Regions from separate parts of the Homo sapiens genome. Here region 1 is linked to region 2. The links are chromatin loops, found by intact Hi-C in ENCODE. Cell type or tissue: HCT116. All regions are shown on one strand.

Region 1 (5,000 bases), 1.2 Mb before region 2:
ATCTGGTGACAGCTCATAGAATGTGTTATTTCCAATGTTTGCAAATAACAATCTAAATAGAAATATGCTTGAAGATATTCTGTTAATGTGTATGCACTGAAAAGCAATTTCCTTTCCATATTATATATTAAAAGAATTGAAACCCTCCCTTGTATTTGCAATTGTATAAATGTCTTCATGCTATTTAAGGTGCAGGTCATGGCAGGAGAGCGTGAACGTGTCATTTGATAGTTCTTGGTCAATGCGGGTATAGTCTCTAGCAGTGGTCTTTTTTTGAAGTATTTCAAATTTTCATTGGTTTTATGCCAGCGAGTGGAAAAAGTAAGGGCTTTGCAGCTAGTGAGACTTAGGTTCTAATACATATCCTTTGGAACAAGGTGTTCAAAATTTGCTGGGATAATGATGGTGACATTTGCATAGGAGACATGGAATCTTCTGCTATCAAGGATTAAGACCTTTTCCTTCGCATGTTAACTGCTATTAAAACATCTCTGGGGAGCCGAGCGTGGTGGCTCACGCCTGTAATCCCAGCACTTTGGGAGGCTGAGGCGGGTGGATCACGAGGTCAGGAGATCGAGACCATCCTGGCTAACATGGTGAAATCCCGTCTCTACTAAAAATACAAAAAATTAGCCGGGCGTGGTGGCGGGCGCCTGTAGTCCCAGCTGCTAGGGAGGCTGAGGCAAGAGAATGGCATGAACCCGGAAGGCGGAGCTTGCAGTGAGCCGAGATTGTGCCACTGCACTCCAGCCTGGGTGACAGAGCGACACTCCGTCTCAAAAACAAAGCAAAACAAAACAAAAAAAACTCTGATGATTGAAACTGTTATTAAATGGAAAGCAGTGTAAAAAAGGCCACTTGAGACCTCCCCGGGGGGGATTTACTAGAAAGGCGAACCCCAGTGCCATGCCAGTGCCTCGGATATCTTGGGCGAAGGAGACAGCTTTGGATGCAGCTTGTGTCTGAAGCTGGAATCTGAAAGCTTATTCTTAGGCAGTGAGCTTAGCAATGTTTTGGAGGAAGTCTGAATGACCAACTGGGGTGTCTGTTGACTTTACATCTCACAAAGTTTCTGGTCTCATACATGGGGTAGTGTAGCTGCAGGTTGTTAGGTTAATTAGTTTCTAGGGGCCGTTGTGCTATTCTGAAGCCTCATGAGCTTTATTCCATTTGTGAAATTGGGGGAGGGATGTGGAGGTTGGAGGGTTAAGGGCTGGGAATAAGGTGAATCCTGGTGTGGTGCTAGCTAAAGAGGGGGACTGATGGAGTGTTAAAGGAGTCAGGGATTGGAGATGTCTGATCCCTCGTCTTCTTGGAGAAGCAATTAAATTAATTAATAGCATTGTTGGAACTTGTTCTGTCATGAGTTCTGATTTTCTCTATAGTCTTGAACTCCTGGGCTCAACTGATCCTCCTGCCTCGGCCTCCCAAAGAGCTGGGATTACACTTTCTCCTAGGTTCATACATACATCTCATTAAATGTACATACATCTCATTCATCATCTCATTAAAAATGAGATGATGTATGTATGAACCTAGGAGAAAGAAAAAGGAGTAAGTTATTTGACTAGCCTTCCACTTAATGTGGAACTGCCCGTTGCTCAGGTGTCAGTGGCCACTATTCCTGAACCCATGTGCATTCCAATCGAGCTGCCCCTCTGGGAGCTCCTGCATCACTCAGTGTATTTTTTGAGGAGATAAATGTAAACTTTTGGCCTTTTCATTGATCACTTTCCCTGTGTTAGATTGTTCTCAGGGGTAGAGAATTCAGAACTCTACATGGCGTTGCTCACAACTTTCTGAATGAACTCAGGCAAATCTCAACCTTAAAGAATGTTGAGCACAAAAACATTAATTTTACCTGCTTTAGATGTTTGATGCTAAATTAAAGTGAGAAAATGCATATGAAAGTGCATTGCAATATGACTCTTTATTAGACATGGAAGGACACAGAACATGCAGAGGGAAGCATTTTTAAGCATTACTAGAAGACCAGAATCAAATTTAATATTCCCTTAAAGTAAATAAGTATTTATACATTAAAGCCCACCAATGAAGGACCATCAGGAACACATTTATTGTAGTACGAAGAAATTATACTTATTTTTCTTGCTGTTGCAAGACTGAAAGCACCTTAAATAAATGATGAGGAGTTGGAAGAAGCTTGTCATAGTATGTGAGTGTGTGCTGGATGATTCAAGGGAGGATTGAGGAGGTGGGGAGCAATTCTGAATTGGATGTTTCAGGAAGCAGGAGCAATTTTGTGACTGAATATCGTAATGATTTTTATCTATAAGATAGAAGGACGACAGTGGTTTTCCTTGGTGAGGTAAAGGAGAAGCAGTCACTCATGTTAGACAGAAGAGGGGGCTGTTTTACTATTTTTGTGATTTCAGAGTGGCCTTATCTGTGTCTCATTCCAAATACGGGCTTGGAATGGACTTGTTTAGACATTGTTTCTATTCTGTGATTGTGGTTTATATGCAATTGGAAATATTATGGCCTAGTTGCCAGCAGGTCTGCTTTTCATTTTCTTGCCTGGTTTCAGGTATGAATATTTGCTTTATCCCCTTTTCTGGAAGGCAAAGAAAGAAGTCATATTCTAGAAGGGGGCCAAGCCTGAGCACTAAGATAGAGGGTCTCCACCTGGGCTTTGGAGATTAGTAAAGGATAAGAATTAAGTTACAAGAGCAAAATGGTAAACGAGTAACGGTAAATGCTCAAGGAGTGAAGCATACCAGAGAAGGTGCATGGGAGATGGCCCTGAAGAGGCTGAGTGTAGCTCCTCCTGCAGGTGTGTTTTTACACAGGTACGCATAAGGAGCACATAGGTTCTTATGAGAACCACACAGATACATATAAGGAGCCCACGAGTATGTACAAGGAGCACACAGGTATGAATAAGGAGGCCACAGGCACTTCTAAGGAACACATGGGTACACGTAAGGAGGCCATAAAAGGTGAATAGAATTTTTGTTTTCTGACTTCAAATGTAACAACTAGACTCCCACCTCAATGCCAAAGTTTTAATTTTACCTCCATATTACCTTCCTGTGATTCCTTACTTATAGTTTTTACCTATATATGTAATGTTCATTTTAATCTTTAACATTGGTTACTTTTGGGAAGTGATACCAAAGTGTTTAGGGAGGCGTCATCACTCTGCTTTATATACTTATACATTGTTTAAACTTTATGGGCTAATTTATTTATAATTAAATTAGTACATTAAAAACAAAAAAGAAACAATTTAATAGTGGTGGTGGTGGAGGATCATGTGATTTTTTTTTGGTGATGTTCTCTGAAGGATGATTTTCTAATTAATCTGTTTTTTTTGAAGGGAAATTCAAAATTCCCCCTTATGAAGGGGGTGGTGTAGGTGTCTTGGATCTGTTGAAAAGACAGTTTTGAGGAGAATTATGATTATGATTATGATAAAATTATGATTCTAATACAAGTGTAAAATGAAAAATGTAAATGAATTTTATTTAATTCGTTAATTAATGGGAACCAGTAATATGTACAAACAATCCAGGAGAATTCAAAGATCAGACCCATATATTGGCAATGAGGAATGCTGAAATGAATTTGCTTAATAAATGCAAAACTGGCTTCTTGGAAAAAAATGGATGTCATTTTGCACTTCTCCCTGGCAAAATTCATTTGCAGTCTGTGAACAGGAGTCATTTGCATTGCTGGCAGTGACCTATGTTTACAGAGTTGTCTGGTTGCAAGATGCACCACTGGACAAGACACCCAGTAATCTTATTTGCCCATTTCAAAGTTTTCAACACTTTTTCCTGCCAGCTCAGAATAACATTTGTTAAAATTCAGTCATTCCTCACCGGGCGCAGTGGCTCACGCCTGTAATCCCAGCACTTTGGAAGGCTGAGGTGGGCAGATGTCTTGAGGTCAGGAGTTGAGGCCACCCTGGCCAACATGGCGAAAGCCTGTCTCTACTAAAAATACAAAAATTAGCTGAGTGTGGTGGCAGGCGCCTGTAGTCCCTGCTAGTTGGGAGGTTGAGGTGGGAGAATTGCTTGAACCCAGGAAGCAGAGGCTGTAGCAAGCCAAAATCGCGCCACTGCACTCCAGCCTGGGTGACAGAGTGAGACTTCCTCTCAAAAAAAAAAAAAAAAAAAAAAAATTCAGTCATTCCTGCCTAATACCTGTACTTAAGATTACATACATAAAAAGAGAAAATGGGCCAAGTGCGGTGGCTCACGCCTGTAATCCCAACACTTCGGGAGGCCAAGGTGGGCGGATCATGAGGTCAGGGGTTCAAGACCAGCCTGGCCAACATGGTAAAACCCCATCTCTACTAAAAATACAAAAAATTAGCCAGGCATGGTGGCACGCGCCTGTAGTCCCAGCTACTCGGGAGGCTGAGGCAGGAGAATGGCGTGAACCTGGGAGGTGGAGCTTGCAGTGAGCTGAGATCGCGCCACTGCACTCCAGCCTGGGTGACAATTGAAGACTCCATCTCAAAAAAAAAAAAAAAAAAAAAGAAAAGAAAAGAAAATGGAGAATATTAAATGAAATAATAAATTGATTATTTGTTATAATTTTATTCTGATGTTTATTTCTGTTGATAAGTGACCAATCCAAAATGATTGTAAAAGAAAAATTTCACTGACTTCAAGGATGTTAATGACATAATTATCAGCAAATAGTTTTAAATTTGCTTGTATTTTCTCTTTTTATACTTTAAGTTCTGGGATACATGTGCAGAACGTGCAGGTTTGTTACATAGGTATACACGTGCCATGGTGGTTTGCTGCACCCATCAACCCATCATCTACATTAGGTATTTCTATAATGCTATCCCTTACCTATCCGTTCAATCCCCAATGGGCCCTGGAGTTCCACTCCATGTGTCCATGTGTTCTCATTGTTCAACTCCCATTTATGAATGAGATCGTGCCATGTTTGGTTTTCTGTTCTTGTGTTAGTTTGCTGAGAATGATGGCTTCCAGCTTCATCCATGTCCCTGGAAAGGA
Region 2 (5,000 bases):
TGGCCAACTGAGACAAGCTGCCCATGAATTATGCTGCTCTGTGCTTATTAAGACTTCATGTTGCACAGAAATGGATTGAAAAGATGTAAGTTATCCAGTCTCTCAATATTACCCTCAATAATTTACTTCCAAAAAGAAAAAAACTGATCTGAAGATTTCAGGCAAGAATTTAAAATTGCTAATCTCATTTCATAACTCCAAAAGGATTTTATGTCTGTCACTGTAAAACCTGCTGTGGATATTCCTAAGTCTCAATTCAGCCAACTTCCGAGAATTCCCACAGCATGAAAATACATGAATCGCCAGTGCTTGGGCTAAATGCAAACCAATTAAGCTTTTAAATAGCTGAAGTGTGAGCTAAAGCCTGCTACATAATTTAAATGCCATCTAGTGGCCAAATGTCATCTTTAGTCCTCATTCAAAACAGTTTTGGTGCCTTCTGGTATTTATCTTAGGGTGATATACCAAATAGTTTTGAGTCAATCATATGATAGCCACTTCTGCTTTCAGAGTGAAACGAAATTGGAATATGATAAAAAATGTTTAACAGCTTGAAATGTGCGTAAGTCCCAGCTTTTATTCCAGGGTCATCTGCTTATATGGCTATAAAACAGAGTTGTTGCTTGGTTTGACTAGTATGCCATCAAATAGTACCCGTAAGCTGGGCACAGTGGCTCACACCTGTAATCCCAGTACTTTGGGAGGCCGAGGCAGGTGGATCACTTGAAGCCAGGAGCTCAAGACCATCCTAACCAACATGGTGAAATCCCATATCTACTAAAAATACAAAAAATTACCAGGCATGGTGGTGCATGCCTGTAGTCCCAGCTCCTCGGGGAGGTTGAGGTGGGAGAATCACTTAAAGCCAGGAGGCAGAGTTTGCAGTGAGCCGACATTGCACCACGGCACTCCAACCTGGGTGACAGAGCGAGACCTTGTCTCAAAACCAACCAACCAACCAACCAAACAAAAAACCCAAATAGCACCCATAGTTATAATTTACTATTTTGCCATTGAAAAATTAAAGCATATATGTAATGTTAGGAAGCTAATATAGGACCGTATTTTAATCATTGATAGACAGAGGATTTAAAGGATCAGGCTTCAGTCTTAGCAAATGAAGTAGCTGTGAGAGAGACATATCATTTGTCCATAAGTAAGTGCCATGCACAAGCACATTAGTATGATTATAATAATAGTGGCCTTGAGAGCAGCAGCCAACATAGATTAAATGCTTATATGCCAGGTACTGTTCTGCATGCTCTGCTTGTATTAATTCATTTGATCTTCACAATAACCTAATGAGGTAGGTATTGTGGTTGCACCCATTTTATAGGCAAATTGGGGCACAGAGTGGTTAAATTTCATGCCCACTAGAGAGAGGCCGAATAGGAATTGGAGCATTTGGAGTATCCTTTGGTCTTTTAGCTGGTTTGGATTTTGGGTAGTGCTTTGGTGGAAGGATCCTCAGAGAATCATGAAAGACCCTTTAATATAACAAGGACACAGTCAGCACTTGATCATCCTATGATCTAGGCAGAGTCTAGATCTAGGCAATGCTCTAGGAAGAGTCTGGGAATGTTGGCTCAAGGATGAGGCTGTGCAAACAAGGCTCTCTCTGGGTCCCTGGCAAGAACAGCTTTGGTTAGACCTACCTGCTCTTTTGGCTCTGTGGGGGTAAATCATCTCTGGAGAATTGAGAGTGGATTTTGCTTTTGTATAATTGTGGTCTGGGGTTATTTGTAACGTCTTTCTCTCTCTGTTTAGATCATAGAGTTGATTGATTTGAGTGCAACCAAACTAGCTGTGGTCATTCAATAAATAAGACACCATTAAGCATTTTTCTTCTTACTGGTCACAGATATGGTTCTATTCTTTCACTTTGGACATGTGATCATATAAAGCCTTAAGGATAAGAAATTAGGTTACTACCTCACATAGGGATTTGTTGATTGTATTGTATTGCATTATTGTATTGTATTTATTTATTTATTTTGAGACAGAGTTTCACTCTGTTGCCCACGCTGGAGTGCAGTGGGGCAATCATGGCTCACTGCAGCCTTGACGTCCCAGACTCAAGCGATCCTCCCACCTCAGCCTCCCAAGTAGCTGGGACTGCAGGCATGTGCCACCACACCTGTCTAGTTTTTTTAAAAAAAATTTTTGTAGAGGGGTCTTGCCATGTTGCCTAGGCTGGTCTCGAAGTCCTGGTCTCAAGTGATCCTCCCACCTTGCCCTCCCAAAGTGCTGGGATTATAGGCATCAGCCACTGCACCCTGCCTGCTTTATTAATTTTAGTGAGCCTCACATACAGTTTTCAAAGTCAATAACCATGGGTTTATTATCCTCAATTTACAGATAAGAAAACTAGGATGAAAGAGATTACGTGGTTTGCCCAAATTCACATGATATATGGCTATAGAAGTAAGACTAGAACCTAGGCATTTCATTGAATATGCTAAACACACATATACACACTCATTTTTCTAGGTATATAGTATTAATATGTGCATATGTATAAATGACAATGACAATTGAGTATTTAAACATTTCAAGATGTGAACATGAAAATTATGCTAATTCTATTTTTTTAAAAATAGAGACTGAGTTTCACTCAGTTGCCCAGGGTGGAATGCAGTGGTGTGATCATAGAGTTGTAACCTTCAACTCCTGGGCTCAAATGATCCTCCCACCTCAGCCTCCACGTAGTCTCCTCAGTAGCCAGGACTACACGTGCATGCTACCGTGCCCTACTAATTTTTTAAATTTTTTGTAGAGATGGACCTTTAATTTCAGTTTTGTCATCTATTCTGTACTTTCTCAGTTACTATTAAAAGATCTTCAATAGGACAGATAATCAAATCATCTATATAACATAAATAATTTAAATGTTTTACTGACTAAAAGACAGAATCTAGGTAATCTTTCAAGGCTTACTCTAGATTTCTAGTTTTATTAGTTTTTAATTTAAGAAATTTATTAAGGATTTCTTTTCATAAGATGATATACCTTTACAGCAGTTTAACAAGCTTATCATGCTTCATACAATTTATCCAGAAGGAGGCAGCATTTTACTATTAAATTGATGCTTCCGCAAAGGTTCTAAATTGTTTTGTTTTGTTTTTTAAAGATGTAAACTATCTAAATACACACACCCTAAATCCTTTCAGGGCAAAGATTCCTGACTATCACTAGAGCTTTGCATATTGCCACAACTGTGAAATCCAAATTCCACTCAGATTAAATGCATCTAAAATTACAAATAGCATAGATAGTAGCAAAATTCATTGGCAGAAACCATTTTTGCAATAAAGATATTGATCAAAATAATTTAGAGTTGAACAGAAGATGGAGTAGAAGGGAAAATGAATGATTCAGTTGTTGCTAACTTGTAGAAAATAAGTATTTGGTTAATAAGAGATCAACTTGTTGAAAAAAATTTGATTCACTCAGAAACAAGGATAATGAATTAGTTTTAATCATCTAGCTAAATTCATAAATGGGACTTGCTGTTTCTTTTGATGTTTTTATTGAATCATAGGATCTTTAGAAAGAAACTTGAAATTTCCTGTGGCATATTTCAGTGATTGCTGGTCAGAACTCATTTCATCTATCACGGAAAATGAGAGTCTATCTGCTTTCAGAGGATTAGGAAGAAGGGAATTCCACCATGATAAGGGAAATTAAGTTATGAGAATAACAGGATGGCAGAGGGGCCTTTTTCTGTTGCCCTGTATTTGACACAGAGCCCAGAGCTAAAAACAGTAACTGGGGTCTGGTGCTTTCTCCAGAGTATTCCTAAGGGGCTAAAGAACTATACACCAGTCCCCACCCACCTCCTCTGTCCCTTAACACCCTGTCCTTGGGGAGTAAGTAGGGTGGAGTGATTTCCCCCCTGCCATCACTAAGGGGCTGCTTCCCACTCCCATTTCCAAGTGAAGAAAGAGACTGTCCCCATCGTGACCTCTACTTAGGCATAAGATTTGCTAGGCTATTCATTCTACTAGAGCAGAGGAGATGCAAGCTAGGAGAGATGGGTGATCAGAGAGAAGAGGCTACAGTGGAACAGTCAGCTTGCCTGTCCATTATGTGGCATGGCCAGGGTGCAAGAAATTCCTTAGGGCAAGAGGACATATGGAAGGCAGGTGCCTTCGAGCCAACTTGCTGTAACAACATCCTCCCTTCCCAGGGCTATGCACCATGACTTGGAGTGTATTACTGGGGATACTTGAGGGAGTGGATGGGAAAGACCCAGCCATAGCTCAGTCTTCCATATGGGGGTGTGCAGTGGGAAGACACCCCCAGGGCCCTCTGACTGGCTCTCACATGTGCTCCAAAAGGTGGACTTGAGAGGCCGGCACTCACACTCAGGGTTTTCTGGAGAAGCAGAGCGGCGGGCAGAGTGAGGGCCACAGCTGATCCTGTTGGGTGGAAAGACCCTGTCCCTTTCCTTCCCACTCTTCCTGACTAAAATACTCGAGCAGGGCATAGGAGAGGGAGGAGGAGGGGTATCTCAGAGCCCGCACTCCCCCTCACCCATCTTACTTCAAACAGCCGGGGTCCTGACTCAAGCGTTCTTTGGAGTGGGAGGAGATGGAATTTAAATGGAGTTTGAAATTGAAGTTTTAGTTGGTTTTTTAATAACCAAAAATGAATAGAAAGTGATGCAATTTTGGCCAGGGGCAGTGGCTCATGTCTGTAATCCCAGCATTTTGGGAGGCCAAGGCAAGAGTGTTGCTTGAGTTCAGGAGTCCAAGACCAGGCTGGACAACATGGCGAAATCCCGTCTCTACAAAAAATACAAAAATTAGCCAGAAGTGGTGGTGCACACCTGTGTTCCCAGCTACTTGGGAGGCTGAGGTGGGAGAATCACTTGAATCCCTGAGGTTGACAGTGCAGTGAGCTGTGTTCATGCCACTGCACTTCAGCCTGGGTTACAGAGCAGGAGACCCTGTCTCAAAAAAAAAAAAAAAAGATGCAATCTGTCTAGGATGCCATGG

The links. A loop is a pair of places that touch in the nucleus more often than their neighbours do. Peaks named below come from ENCODE experiments on the same cell type or tissue, not always from the same donor. Only the 100,000 strongest peaks of a DNase experiment are listed, where the experiment ranks them.
Region 1: a loop joins it to region 2, with 5 times the contacts of the local background. A loop is called at or near these places in 7 of 110 quality-filtered maps.

What each region holds. Positions count from the first base shown.
Region 1 is chr3:155,993,381-155,998,380 of GRCh38, forward strand. No RefSeq gene overlaps it. Among named protein-coding and RNA genes, the nearest start is that of KCNAB1, 120 kb to the right of the region's middle. In HCT116, a CTCF peak has its summit at 2,363 (motif pointing right); DNase peaks (open chromatin) are centred at 2,391 and 2,831.
Region 2 is chr3:157,201,468-157,206,467 of GRCh38, forward strand. The region is part of intron 2 of LOC101928236 (a long non-coding RNA gene); the gene reads left to right. Among named protein-coding and RNA genes, the nearest start is that of CCNL1, 44 kb to the left of the region's middle. RefSeq lists a silencer at 435-484. In HCT116, CTCF peaks have their summits at 420 (motif pointing left) and 3,098 (motif pointing right); DNase peaks (open chromatin) are centred at 364 and 3,060.